Linked DNA regions of Homo sapiens: region 2 is linked to region 1. Evidence: read pairs that join two places in POLR2A ChIA-PET (ENCODE). Cell type or tissue: IMR-90. All regions are shown on one strand. Each heading gives the region's core, and the rest is flanking DNA. Links, peaks and the distances in the headings are about the cores only.

Region 1 (8,333 bases), core at 1,627-6,626:
TACAAAAATTAACAGTGTAGCTGGACTCAGTGGCTCACACCTGTAATCCCAACACTTTGGAAGGCCAAGGCAAGAGGATCATTTGAGCCCAGGAGTTCGAGACCACACTGGGCAACTTAAATGAGACCCCCATGTCTACTAAAAATAATGAAAAAAAAAAACAGCTGGGCACAGTGGCTCCTGCCTGTAATCCCAGCACTTTGGGAGGCCGAGGCAGGCAGATCACGAGGTCAGGAGTTCAAGACCAGCCTGGCCAACATAGTGAAACCCTGTCTCTACTAAAAATACAAAAATTAGCTGGGTGTGGTGGCACACGCCTATAGTCCCAACTACTCCAGAGCCTGAGGCAGGAGAATCATTTGAACCCGGGAGGCAGAGGTTGAAGTGCGCTGAGACACACGCCACTGCACTCCAGCCTAGGTGACAGAGTGAAACTCCATCTCAAAAAAACAAAAACAAAAACAAAAACAAAACAGCCCAGCATGGTAGCATGTGCCTACAGTCCCAACAACTTGGAAGGCTGAGGCAAGAGGATGGCTTGAGCCTAGGAGGTTGAGGCTGCAGTGAGCCCTGATGGTACCACTGCAACTGCAGCCTGGGTGAGAGAATGAGACCCTGACTAAAAGAAAAAAAAAAGGCCGGGCGCTGTAGGGCTCATATCTGTAACCCCAGCACTTTGGGAACCTGAGGCGGGCAGATCACCTGAGGTCAGGAGTTCAAGAGCAGCCTGGGCAACATGGTGAAACCCTGTTTCTAATAAAAATACAAAAATTAGCTGGGCATGGTGGCACATGCCTGTAATTCCAGCTTCCTGGGAGACCACGGCATGAAAACTACTTGAACCTGGGAGGCAGAGGTTGCAGTGAGCTGAGATCACACCACTGCACTCCAGCCTGGGCAACGCGGCAAGACTCTGTCTCAAAAAAATTTTTAAAAAATTGGCCATGTTATAGAGATTGTATGGCCCTCTAAGCCTAAAATGTTGAGTATTTGGCTCTTTCCAGAAAAAGTTTGTCAACCCCTGGGCTAGGGGAAAAAAATGCAAGCAATCTTTACAGAGTCAGGATATCTAGGTTCTCAACTCTGTGTAAATGTGTGACCTTGGGTGACTCACTTGCCTTCTCTAGGTCTAACTATAAATTCTAGAATGTAACTTTGTGGGCAAGTTCCCATTGGAAAGTGGGCATTGATACAAGACACAAATCCTCCAGCTCCTTTTTTTTTTTTTTTTTTTTTTTTGAGACGGAATCTTGCTCTGTCTCCCAGGCTGCAGTGCAGTGGTGCGATCTCTGCTCACTGCAAACTCCACCTCCCGGGTTCAAGCGATTCTCCTGCTTCAGCCTCCCAAGTAGCTGGGATTACAGGCACACACCACCACGACCGGCTAATTTTTGTATTTTTATTAGAGATCGGGTTTCACCATGTTGGCAAGACTGGTCTCGAACTTCTGACCTCAGGTGATCCACCCACCTTGGCCTCCCAAAGTGCTGCAATTACAGGTGTGAGCCACGGAGCCCGGCCTCTTTTTCCCTTTTTTTTTTTTTTTTTTTTGAGACAAGGTCTCACTCCATTGCCCAGTCTGGAGTGCAGAGGCTCAATTGTGGCTCACTGCAACTTCTACCTCCCAGGCTCCGATGATCCTCCCACCTCAGCTTCCCAAATAGCTGGGATGACAGGCATGCACCACCATACCCAGCTAATTTCTTTTGTATTTTCTGTAGAGGTGGCATTTCGCCATGTTGGCCAGACTGGTCTTAAACTCCTGGATTCAAGTGATCCACCCTCCTCGGCCTCCCAAAGTGCTGGTTTTACAGGTGTGAGCCACCACACCCAACCTTTCTGATGTTTTCAGAGCTGAACATGCTATATAAATTTATCCTTGTTTTTTTTTTTTTAAACAGTCTATTGATCTTTTATTTTTTATTTTTATTTTTTGAGACGGTATCTCGTTCTGTTGCCCAGGCTGGAGTACAGTGGCGTGATCTTGGCTCACTGCAACCTTCGCCTCCCAGGTTCAAGTGATTCTCCTGCCTCAGCCTCCTGAGTAGCTGAGATTACATATGCCTACCATCATGCCCACCTAATTTTTATATCTTTAGTAGAGACAAGGTTTCACCATGTTGGTCAGGCTGGTCTTGAACTCCTGACCTCTTAGAGTGAATAATGTGCTCAATACGTACATGAATTCTCTTGGCAAGAATTTTGCCCTTAACTTGTCCGTTTAGAAGAATCCCAACAGCATGCTTGGTAATACTGTAGACTCTTCCAGTTTTGCATGATAACAGTTGTGGGGCATTCCTTTGTGAACAGTACCCATTCCCTTGATGTCTACAACATTACTTTTCTTACAGATTTGCATGCATGTGGCCAAAGGAACAACTCCATGTTTTCTTTTTCCTTCGTTTTTTAGTTTAGTGTTTTTTTTGTTTTTTTTTTTAAACGGAGTCTTGCTCTGTCTCCCAGGCTGGAGTGCAGTGGCGCAATCTTAGCTCACTGCAACCTCCACCTCCTGGGTTCAAGTGATTCTTGTGCCTTAGCCTCCCGTGTAGCTGGGACAACAGGTGTGCACCGCCACACTTGGCTAATTTTTGTGTTTTTTTAGTAGGGACGGGGTTTCACCATGTTGGCCAGGCTGGTCTCGAAATTCCTGACCTCAAATGATCCACCTGCCTCAGTCTCCCAAAGTGCTGGGATTACAGGCATGAGCCACCATGTTATCTGAGATAGATAACATACTGTATGTGATCCTGACATCATCTCCAATAAGGCAGATCTCAGAGTATTCACGTGAAATGACTTCCAGCCAGACACAGTGGCATGCACCTGTAGTCCCAGCTATTTGGTATGCTGAGGTGGACTGGGAGGATCGCTTGAGTCTAGGAGTTCTGGGCTGTATGTATTAAATTAAAAAAGCTGGCTGGGTACGGTAGCTCATGCCTGTAATCCCAACACTTTGGGAGGCGGAGGTGGGCGGATCATTTAGGGCCAGGATTCTGAGACCAGTCGGGCCAACATGGTGAAACCGTGTCTCTAGTAAAAATATTAAAATTAAATAGCTGTGGTGGCGCATGTCTGTAGTCCCAGATACTTGGGAGGCAGGGGCATGAGAATCGCTTGAAGCTGGAGGCAGAGGTTGCAGTGAGCCGAGATCGCACCACTGCACTCCAGCCTGGGTGACAGAGCAAGACTCTGTCTAAAAAAAAGAAAACAGCAAAAAGCAACAGATATAGGATGATCCCTTTTGTTTAAATAACATAACTATTTCTATACATTGATACACATTGATGCATAGAATTAAAATCTAAGCTGGGCAGGCAGCTATAGTCCCAGCTACTCAGGAGGTTGAGGTAGGAGGATTGCTTGCGCCCAGGAGTTCAAGGCTATAGTCAGACATGATTGTGTCTATGAATAGCCACTGCATTCTAGCTTGAGCAATATAGTGAAACCTTATTGCTACAAAACACAAACAAACAAAAAAAATAAATAAAAAAAAAAGCCAAGTGTGGTGGGGCATGGGTGTAGTCATATGTACTCAGGAGGCTGAGGTGGGAGAATTGCTTGAGTGGAGAAGGGTGAGGCTTCAGTGAGCTATGATTATGCCACTGCACTCCAGCATGGGTGACAGGGTGAGATCTTGTCTTTATAACTTAATAAATAAATAAATAAGCCAGGTGCCATGGCTCAAGCCTGTAATCCCAGCACTTTGGGAGGCCGAGGTGGGCAGATCACTTAAGGCCAGGAGTTCGAGACCAGCCTGGCCAACATGGTGAAACCTCGTCTCTACTAAAAATACAAAACAATTAGCCGGACGTGGTGGCACATGCCAGTAATTCCAGCTACTCAGGAGGCTGAGGCACGAGAATCTCTTGAACCCAGGAGGTGGAGGTTGCAGTGAGCCGAGATCATGCCATTGCACTCCAGCCCAGGCGACAGAGTGAGACTGTTTCATAAATAAATAAATAACATGTGAACCATGAGGTAACAAGACTATTTTTATTAAAGTGACTCAACCAGATAAACATTTTCTGAGTTTGAGCTATCTTCGAGGAGTTAGGCAAAGCACCATGGAAGACAAAAAGAATGAGACATTGTTGTCCCAAACGATTTTTGGAGACAGCTTTTGGAACTGCCTTTACAGCCTGAATATTTTTTCCAGGTTGGATTTAATTTGTAGCAATGGCCAAAAGCCACCTAGTTCGGTCTAGTTATCAATCTAGATATATAGTTTTGTCTAATGTTAAGTGTGACTCTACAGTAAAGTGAGGGCTTTTATTATGTGATTTGCAAACCAACAGTTCCAAATTACTTCCAAAAACATTTATTGTCAACAACAATGATAATTTTTTTTTTTCGAGATGGAGCCTCGCTCTGTCCACCCAGGCTGGAGTGCAGTGGCACGATCTCGGCTCACTGCAACCTCCACCTCCCGGGTTCATGACATTCTCCTGCCTCAACCTCCCGAGTAGCTGGGACTACAGGCACTCACCACCATGTCTGGCTAATTTTTGTATTTTTAGTAGAGATGGGGTTTCACCATGTTAGCCAGGATAGTCTCGATCTCCTGACCTCGTGATCTGCCCGCCTCAGCCTCCCAAAGTTCTGGGATTACAGGCGTGAGCCACCGCGCCTGGCCAACAATGATAAATTAAGTGGATAATGCAGCAAGACAAGATAACTATAGGGAAGGAGAGCTTAAAATAGATACATTCTGGTTTCCTTAAAAAAACAAACAAACAAAAAACCCAGTAACAACAAACCAGTTGTTAATACCTATTCACAAAGCCCTGGGTACCCTCCTGCTCTTTTTCCATTTCTGATCATCTTCTGCATAATTGCCAGGGGTGCAAAATTAGGAGCCAGAAGATATTCACAAATTTCAATATTCTGTAATACAGAGTTAGAAGGAAGTTTCAATGAAGGAGTTACAATTACATCCTTTATTTCTTGCAGCTAATAACTTGTTTTCTCATGCTTTGTTAAAAATAAAGGGTTAGGCCAAGGCAGAAGAATCACTTGAGGCCAAGAGTTTGAGATCAGCTTGGCCAAGACAGTGAGATCCTATGGCTACAAATTTTTTTTTTTTTCGAGACAGAGTCTTGCTCTGTCACCCAGGCTGGAGTCCAGTGGTGCGACCTTGGCTCACTGCAACCTCCACCTCTTAAGCAGGCTCAAGTGATTATCCTGCCTCAGCCTCCCAAGTGGCTCAGATTACAGGCATGCAACACTATGCCTGGCTAATTTTTTTTTTTTTTTTTGAGACAGAGTTTGACTCTTGTTGCCCAGGCTGGAGTGCAATGGCGCGATCTCCGCTCACTACTGTATCCTCCACCTCCGCAATCTCTGCTCACTGCAACCTCCGCTTCCTGGGTTCAAGTGATTCTTCTGCCTCAGCCTCCTGAGTAGGTGGGATTACAGGCACCTGTCACCAAGCCCCGCAAATTTTTTCTATTTTTAGTACAGATGAGGTTTCACCACCTTGGCCAGGCTAGTTGTGAATTCCGGACCTCAGGTGATCCACCTGCCTCGGCCTCCCAAAGTGCTGAGATTACAGGCATGAGCCACTGCACCCGGCCTTTAATTTTTGTATTTGTAGTACAGACTAGTGTGTTCACCATGTTGGCCAGGCTGCTCTCAAACTACCGACCTCAGGTGATCCACCCGCCTCAGCCTCCCAAAGTACTGGCATTACAGGCGTGAGCCACTGCGCCCAGCCAACTACAATTTAAAAACTTAGCTGGGTGTAGTGGCACATGCCTGTAGTCCCAGCTACTCGGGAGGCTGAGGTGGGAGGATTGAATGAGCCTAGGAGGTCGAGGCTTCGGTGAACCATGAATGCAACACTGCACTCCAGCCTTTGGTGAACCATGAATGCAACACTGCACTCCAGCCTGGGCAACAGAGCAAGACCCTGTCATAAATGAATAAATTAATACATAGATACATGAATGAATGAAAAAATTTAATTTTTAACTTTGCTTAGGACCCATTAGTGATTTATGATTGCCCCTGGTTAAGCATGAGCAAACACATGATAGAAAAGAACTATTTTACTGGTATCCTATTATATCCATATATTCTGAAACCATGGGCCATCAGGAAATGTTTCATTACTTGGACTTAAAAAAAAAATACCACGCAGACTTTTTTGTTTTTTTTTTTGAGACGGAGTTTTGCCCTGTCACCCAGGCTGGAGTGCAGTGGCATGATCTTGGCTCACTGCAACCTCCACCTCCCAGGTTCAAGCGATTCTCCTGCCTCGGCCTCCTGAGTAGCTGGGACTACAGGTGCCCGCCACCACACCCGGCTAATTTTGTTTGTATTTTTAGTAGAGACGGGGTTTCACCATGTTGCCCAGGTTGGTCTCAAACTCCTGACCTCAGGTAATCTACCCGCATTGGCCTCCCAAAGTGCTAGGATTACAGGTGTGAGCCACTGTGCCTGGCCCCATGTAGACTTTTTAGAACTGAGTTTGCTTTCCTTTTTTTTTTTTTTTTTTTTTTGAGATGGAGTCTCACTGTCGCCCAGGCTGGAGTGGAGTGGCACGATCTCAGCTCACTGCCACCTCTGCCTCTTGGGTTCAAGTGATTCTCCTGCCTCAGCCTCCAAAGTAGCTAGGATTACAGGCACCCGCTACCATACCTGGCTAATTTTTATATTTTTAGTAGAGTCGAAGTTTCACCATGTTGGCCAGGCTGGTCTAGAACTCCTGACCTCAGGTGATCCACCTGCCTCGACCTCCCAAAGTGCTGGGATTACAGGTGTGAGCCACCGCGCCCAGCCTGCTTTCCATTTTTAAAAGATGGGAATACAAAATGCTAAGAGAATGGCCTGGGTGCGGTGGCTCACGCCTGTAGTTCCAGCACTTTGGGAGGCTGAGGGAGGTGGATCGCTTGAGCCCAGGAATTCAAGACCAGTCTGGGCAACATGGTGAGACCTCCTCTCCACAAAAATACAAAAATTAGCTGGGCACGGTGGCGCACACCTGTGGTCCCAGCTACTAAAGAGGCTGACGTGGGAGGATCACTTGAGACTGAGAGTTTGAGGTTACAGTGAGCTATGATCCAGCCACTGCACTCCAGCCTGGGTGACAGAGCAAGATCTTGTCTTAAAAAAAAAAATATATATATATATAAAAGGAAAGAGAAGTGGTTGTTTCCAGGTTTGAAAAATTTCACAGTATTATTTTAAGCTACAAGAGACATATGCCTAACTTCCTCCTTTTAGCAATCTCAAAACTACCCCATGTTTACTAAGCTCTTCCGTGGCCAGGTGGGGTGCTTTGGAAGCCCTAGAAGAGGTCATATGATGTTTTTTCCCCTCGGACTCACACATGTAGAGTAGGCACATACGTCCTGGAGCTGACTTAGGGTTGAGTCTTTTTCTTTTTTGGAGACAGAGCCTTGCTCTGTCGCCCAGGCTAGAGTGCAGTGGCACAATCTCGGCTCACTGCAACCTACGCCTCCCGGGTTCAAGTGATTCTTCTGCCTTAGCCTCCTGAGTAGCTGGCATTACAGGCATGGGATTACAGGCATGCGCCACCACACCCGGCTAATTTTTTTTTTTTTTTTTTGAGACGGAGTCTCGCTCTGTCGCACAGGCTGGAGTGCAGGGGCGCGATCTCCGCTCACAGCAAGCTCCGCCTCCCGGGTTCACGCCATTCTCCTGCCTCAGTCTCTCGAGTAGCTGGGACTACAGGCGCCCACCACCACACCCGGCTAATTTTTTGTATTTTTAGTAGAGACGGGGTTTCACCGTCTTAGCCAGGATGGTCTCGATCTCCTTACCTCGTGATCTGCCCGCCTCCCAAAGTGCTGGGATTACAGGCGTGAGCCACTGCGCCCGGCCCACACGGGGCTAATTTTTGTATTTTTAGTAGAGGCGAGGTTTCACTCTGTTGGCTAGGATGGTCTCCAACCCCTGGCCTCAAGCCAACCTCCTGCCTCTGCCTCCCAAAGTGCTGAGATTACAGGTGTGAGCCACCGAGCCTGGTCTGACTTGGGGTTGAGTCTTAAGGATGGGAAGGAGCTGGGCGCGGTGGCTCACGCCTGTAATACTAGCACTTTGGGAGGTCGAGGCAGGAGGATCGCTTGAGTCCAGGAGACAGAGACCAGCCTGGCCAACATCGTGAGATCCCATCTCTACAAAAAATAGTTAGCTGGGTGTGGTGGTGCACACCTGTAGTCCCAGCTACTTGGGAGGCTGAAGCAGGAGGATCGCTTGAGGCCAGCAGGTTGAGGCTGCAGTGAGCTATGACTGCACTACTGCACTCCAGCCTGGGGGACAGAGCAAGACCATGTCCCTTTTTTTAAAAAGGTGGGTTGGAAGAAGATCAA
Region 2 (6,666 bases), core at 1-5,000, 180 kb before region 1:
TCTGAGTTGGACCAACAAAGTACAGAGATGCCAAGAACAGGAAATGGATCAATGTCTGTGTGTGGGAGGTGCTGAACCTTTTCTGGCCATGAACCATTATAAAATCCCAACATATACACTGAAAATATTAAAACTGCTTTGAAAATTTGGAATTTCTGATACCTCTAGTGGGCCGAGAGACGGTGGGTAAAGGATGTGGGCAGCAGCAGGGAACACAACAGGGGAGGTGGCTGTGGCCGGGCTGGACTGTGCTGGGGTTTGTTGTGACGGCCACTCGGTGACCTGGCTGTCCCTACGCAATACCAGCTGCCTTTGGGGAAGAAGGGCTGCCCAGCCAGCTGGCTCTCCTGGGGCACCAGCAGATCCACGCCCTGGGCACCTTCCTGTTTGGTCTTTTTTTTCCCGTGTGAAAGAAGAAACTGAAAGCATGACCCCTTCTCAAGCTGGCTTAGTTGGGACAAACCCTGGACAGCCACACCAGAGAGAGGCCTTCAACCAGCCCCAGAGCTAAAAGCACCAGAGAAAGTCAAATGCTTCCTATTCAGCATGACCTAACTTCTAGTGTGCCACGGCCCCACCACTTCCTGCAGTGCCCACACCATCACCACTGCTTTCTCTTCCAACAGTGATCTGTATTCTTAGTTTCATTATTTCCTTTTTATTGGTATGACACTATATAAAATTTTCCTCCTTCCTGCCTTCCTTCCTTCTTTCTTTCTTTCTTTTTCTTTCTTTCTTTCTTTCAAGACAAAGTCTCACTCTGTCACCCAGGCTGGAGTGCAACGGCACAGTCTTGGCTCCCTGCAACTTCTGCCTCCCAGGTTCAAGCAATTGTCTGCCTCAGCCTCCCGAGTAGCTGGGCCACCACACCCAGCTAGTTTTTGTACTTTTAATAGAGACGGGGTTTCACCATCTTGGCCAGGCTGGTCTTGAACTCCTGACCTCGTGATCCACCCGCCTCGGCCTCCCAAAGTGCTGGGATTACTGGCATGAGCCACCGTGCCCGACGACACTATATAAAATTTTCATTTGAGAGTTTCTCAACTGTATCTAATTATATCGCACAGTTTGGAAACTTTTCTGAGACTGACTTTATCAATAATCTAACCGACAAAGATCATATCCACGTGTATGTAGTTAGACATTTTTATTTCATTGACTAACCCAGCACCATTTCAGTGATGCAAATTACGTGCCCTATGGTTCAGCTGAAACAGTCCTGGACTTTCAAAAACCTTGAATAAGTCTCCCACAGTTGTATAAATTGGACAATTTAGGAATTTTAAACTTTAGATGATCATTTGCTTCCATTTTTATTTTATTTTTATTTTTGTTAATGCAAACAGGACTTAAACAAATGAACTTTGATCTCCATTTTAAATATTCTTTAAGAAAATCATGTGTCTATACATACGGCTCTTGAGGACTTAGCTTTCACTACACTACAGGATATGATCTCCACATAGTTCACATAAAACTGCAGACTGATTTTCCAGAGTGCTCGATACTATTAATTACATCTCGATTAGGGCTGAAAAGTATGACCTATGTTTCTTTATACAGTTGTGTTGCTTTTGATGTTGTGTTACTATACACAGAAGTGTGTGCACTGGGCCGGGTGCGGTGGCTCACGCCTGTAATCCCAGCACTTTGGGAGACCGAGGGGGGTGCGGATTGCCTGAGCTCAGGAGTTCGCAACCAGCCTGGACAACACGGTGAAACACCATCTCTACTAAAATACAAAAAAATTAGGCTGGGCGTGGTGGCTCACGCTTGTAATCCCAGCACTTTGGGAGGCCGAGGCGGGCAGATCACGAGGTCAGGAGATCGAGACCATCCTAGCTAACACGGTGAAACCCCGTCTCTACTAAAAATAAAAAAAATTAGCCGGGCGAGGTGGCGGGCGCCTGTAGTCCCAGCTACTCGGGAGGCTGAGGCTGAAGAATGGCGTGAACCCGGGAGGCGGAGTTTGCAGTGAGCCGAGATCGCGCCACTGCACTCCAGCCTCGGTGACAGAGTGAGACTCTGTCTCAAAAAAAAAAAAAAAAAAAAATATATATATATACAAAAAATTAGCAGGGCGTGGCAGCATTCGCCTGTAGTCCCAGCTACTCAGGAGGCTGAGGCAGGAGAATCGCTTGAACTCGGGAGGCAGAGGTTGCAGTGAGCCGAGAACATGCCACTGCACTCCAGCCTGGGTCACAAAGCGAGATTCCGTCTCAAAAAAATAAAAATGAAAAAAGAAGTGTGTGCACTGAGGCTCTGTGTGTGGTCCATATGGAAAGCCTGGTACCCCTGCGAGTTAAGTACTGCCTCCATTCATCGTTTACACTGGAGTTTTTCTCCTCATGGAATGCGAGTAAAACTTAGTGTTTGTCACCAATAAATGGTAATACAAAAAAGAGAGAGAGAGAGAGAGAGAAAAGCTTTGAGGACCCAGGAAAAATGGTGGCAGCCTCTGGAAAGGGCCTGAAAGAACTCGGGACAGGGGTGGAAGGGAAACTTAAGTTTACTATCCACTTTTCCAGTCGTTTTGGTTTCCTATACCATGAGCACATGTCACCCATTCAAAAAAAATTGAATCAATTATAAAAATTCATTAGTTTACTGCATGACACAAAGAGTGAATCCTAATGTAAACTATGGAGTTTAGATAATGGAGGAAAGGTATCAGCCAGGTGAAGTGGCTCATGCCCGTAATCCCAGCACTTTGGGAGGCCAAGATGGGAGGATCACTTGAACCAAGGAATTTGAGACCAGCCTGTGCAACATAGTGAGACTCCGTCTCTACTAAAAAACAAAAAAATCAGGCCAGGCATGGTGGCTCATGCCTGTAATCCCAGCACTTTGGGAGGCTGAGGAGGGAGGATCACTTGAGGTCAGGAATTTAAGACCAACCTGGGCAACATGATGAAACCCTGTCTCTACCAAGAAAAAAAGAAATAGCTGGGCATGGTGGTGGATGCCTGTAGCCCCAGCTACTTGGGAGGCTGAGGCAGAGGTTGCAATGAGCCAAAATCTTGCCACTGCACTCCAGCCTGGGGGACAGAGTGAGACTCTATCTCAAAAACTAAAATTAATTTAATTTAATTTAATGTTCACTTTTGACTTCAACAGGCCTGGGTTCAAATCTCAGCTCTCCTATTCCCTAGGTTAGCAGCCTTGGGTGAACCCAGTCCCTGCCATCAGCCTCCCTTTGCCAATCTGTGAAATGGGTTGATAATAACAGGACCTACCCCCTAAGGTTTTTGGGACGGCTCAGTGAAATGAGGCATGGAAAGGCCTTGTCACGTAGCTCACAAAATGTTAGCCATGATGACTACTCCTATTATTGCTATTTGATAGAAGTGAGAGCAATTCAAAGGTGACACCCTCAGAATGTTGTGGGCGGCTGGCATGTCCACTCCCTATCTACACCGGCCCCCGATCTCATCCAGCAGGCCCGCCTTGGTAGAGGTGGCCCTGCCCTGCCAGGGCCCGCATTATCTGGTGGTGGTGAAAGCCAGCGACTGGCTCCGTGTCCCGGCCCACGCCCAGGTCGCGCTGGTTTGTCAGGTTGGCCCAGCCGTTCACCCACTGAGGACTTGTTATACAAGGTGTGTGGGCTCCCAAGAAGGAGTGGAGGGCACGGACCCAGGCCGACGCCAGGTACGAGATACATGCCTCTTCTTGAACTGCAGGGGCTGGGACCAGCCAGGAGCCTGATGGAAGAGCACCCCAACGCTGGCCCCATCACCCCAAATCCCAGCCCTCCTTTTCACTCCAAGCCTGTAGTCAAGGCAGCCTGCCCCCGTCCCCACTGATTCATGGTGCCACCTTGGCTTCCTCAACATCAGAGGGCTGGCTTACCCCAGAGACTCACATATTCCCCCAAAGTGCCAGACCCCAGAAGGCTGGAGCTGAGAGGGGACTTCTAAGTTGTTTTGTTGTTGTTGTTGTTTGTTTGTTTTGTTTTTTAGACATGGTCTTGCTGTGTCCTTCAGGCTGGAGTGCAGTGGTGTGATCTTGGCTCACTGCAACCTCCCCGTCCTGGGCTTGAGTGATCCTCCCACCTCAGCATCCTGAGTAGCTGGGACTACAGGCGCCTGCCACCATGCTCAGCTAATTTTTTTTTAATTTTTTTGTTAAAAAAAATTAATATAGTGCTGGGCGCGGTGGCTCATGCCTGTAATCATGCCTGTAATCTCAGCACTTTGGGAGGAGGGAGGATCACCTGAGGTCGGGAGTTCGAGACCAGCCTGACCAACATGGAGAAACCCCATCTCTACTAAAAATACAAAATTAGCCAGGCATGGTGGCACATGCCTGTAGTCTCAGCTACTCAGGAGGCTGAGGCAAGAGAACAGCTTGAACCCGGGAGGCAGGGGTTGCAGTGAGCCAAGATCACGCCATTACACTCCAGCCTGGGCAACAAGAGCAAAACTCCATCTCAAAAAAAAAAAAAAAAATATATATATATATATATATATGGTATCCCTATATTCCCCAGGCTGGTCTCAAAGTCCTGGGCTCAAACCATCCTCCAGCCTTAGCCTCCCAAAGTGCTGGGATTACAGGCATGAGCCACCACACTCAGCCTGGCTTCTAGGTCTTCAGTCTCCACTCAGCACTCTAAATTTCTAAGGTTCTGAGAAAGAGCTTCAGAGTCATTTATGACTAATGAGGGCAGGGCCAAGTTGGCAAATGTGGTAAAGGAGACAGTCCTATCGCAGCTTTGATCATATTCAAACCTTTTGCTAATAATTTCCTTGGCCCAAAGGGGATCCTGGCAGAAAAAGAAGTTTTAAAACCACTAATAATCTAGACCATTGCAGGGTTGTAATTGTTTCTGCCCACCATCCCAAGTGTGGCCACACCTGGACATGAGCCTCAGAAAAGATTCTATAAAGGTCTGCCTCTTTGCTGTGCGACCTCGGGTGAGTGTCTGCACCTCTCTGAGCCTCAATTTCTTCATCCATTAAGACAGAAGCCCTATTTACCCACCTCATGGGGCTGCAATCTTCCAGGCACATAGTAAGCCTTTGATCAATGATATCTCTCATTACCGTTGGTGCTGCCATCACGTTCATTATTGTGACCTGGCCATCTGGGGTTTGGAGAATCAGGTCCAAGTTTTATCAACAAGGAGAGATGAGTCAGGCGCAGTGGCTCATGCCTGTAATCCCAGCACTTTGGGAGGCTGAGGCGGGTGGATCACTTGAGCCCAAGAGTTCAAGACCAGCCTGGGCAACATGGTGAAACCCCATCCCTACCAAAAATACAAAAAGTAGACAGGAGTGGTGGTGCATGCCTGTAGTCCTCCATACTCAGGAGGCTGAGGTAGGAGGATTGCTTGAACCCAGGAGATCGAGGCTGCAGTGAGCTATGATTATGCCACTGCACTCCTGCCTGGGTGACAAAGTGAGACCCTGTCTCAACAACAACAACAAAAAAAGAAAGAAAGAAAGAAAGAGAGAGAGACAGAGAAAAGAAAGAAAGAAAGAAAGAAAGAAGGAAGGAAAGAAAGAAAGGAAGGAAGGAAGGAAGGAAGGAAGGAAGGAAGGAAGGAAGGAAGGAAGGAGAGATGGGTCCCATTCCCTGAATGCCTCTCAAGTCATCCAAGCCCCTCTGCAGATACCAACCTGGGTCACCGCCAGACACCAGGCCAGAGTTAATGTTACTGTTCAGAAACCCAAGCTGGGCCATTTGGTGATGCCGGGGACATCGGAAAGTGGACTGAGGCTTTGGGGTCAAACAGGGCTTGTTTTTTCAAATCCCAGCTCTCCCACTGGGCACTGGGTATCCACAGGCACAGGCTTCTTCTCTCTGGCCCTCAGTTTCCGTGCCTGTAAAATGAGGGTGGTAGGGAAGATTTGGGGAGGTTCCTTCTCTTTGGGGTTTGGAGTTACACAAGAAGGAGTTTGATGCTGCCAGCCCTGGCTGGGCACAGCTCCAGGACCTAGAAATAAGGGGTGGAGCAAGGGGCACAGGGTAGGAGGAATTTCGGGTACGCAGCCAGCCCTGGCCATCTCCTTTGCCTACAGGGCGGTGAGACTCACAATGAGTGCATGAATGAGCTGTGAGCGGGCAGATGAACCAGGAGAGATGCCCTGAGCCTAGGCCTCTCCAGCCTGCGACTCCCCAGGTGGCCAGCCTCGGCCAACTTGCATACCCAGGCTGGGCCAGGCCCCTGGGAGGCCAGAAAACATCTTCCTTCCAGCATCTATCAGACGAAGATCACCTGGGACCAACCCCAGGACCTCACACAACCCTCAGAGCCAACTCTCGGGGCCAGAAGAACACCGTCTTTTCATAGAGGGGCTCTGCGTCTGGCATGGATGGGCAGAGGGTTCCTGATAGCAGTTGAACCACAAGCCTAACCCCATCGGTTGAATGTACTACAACCTCCCCGTCAAGACAACGTGCAGTGGTGAAATCTCAGGGCGAATCCCCATTCAGCCCCAAAGAGGCGTCCCAGGGCGGGGCTTGAACCCATCTGGGATGTCCTGACTACCAGAGGGGTCTTTTGGAGGCCCCCTGCCCATCACAGATACCCAGAGAAAAGGATGCGCCTAGGACTCCGAGGCGCACACAGAAAAAAAAAAAAAGAAAACAACTCACAAATGCAGCAAACGTCGGGGACACACCCACGTGCCCCTCTCCCCACGAGTGCCCCGGGCATGCAGC

The links. ChIA-PET counts read pairs that join two places held together with the same protein. Peaks named below come from ENCODE experiments on the same cell type or tissue, not always from the same donor. Only the 100,000 strongest peaks of a DNase experiment are listed, where the experiment ranks them.
Region 2: POLR2A ChIA-PET joins it to region 1 with 11 read pairs; 2 of 35 experiments call an interaction of 5 or more read pairs at or near these places.

The regions. Positions count from the first base shown.
Region 1 is chr19:15,333,043-15,341,375 of GRCh38, reverse strand. LOC124904643 (a long non-coding RNA gene) reads right to left here. Exons shown (of 4, transcript XR_007067146.1): 2 at 4,771-4,884. Among named protein-coding and RNA genes, the nearest start is that of BRD4, 4.7 kb to the right of the region's middle. RefSeq lists a silencer at 6,931-7,070 and an enhancer at 7,955-8,333. In IMR-90, for the core only: no CTCF peak of the experiment used is centred there; a DNase peak (open chromatin) is centred at 4,005.
Region 2 is chr19:15,508,749-15,515,414 of GRCh38, reverse strand. The region is part of intron 1 of CYP4F22 (cytochrome P450 family 4 subfamily F member 22); the gene reads right to left. It also overlaps the pseudogene LOC100422106. Among named protein-coding and RNA genes, the nearest start is that of CYP4F22, 3.6 kb to the right of the region's middle. In IMR-90, for the core only: no CTCF peak of the experiment used is centred there; no DNase peak of the experiment used is centred there.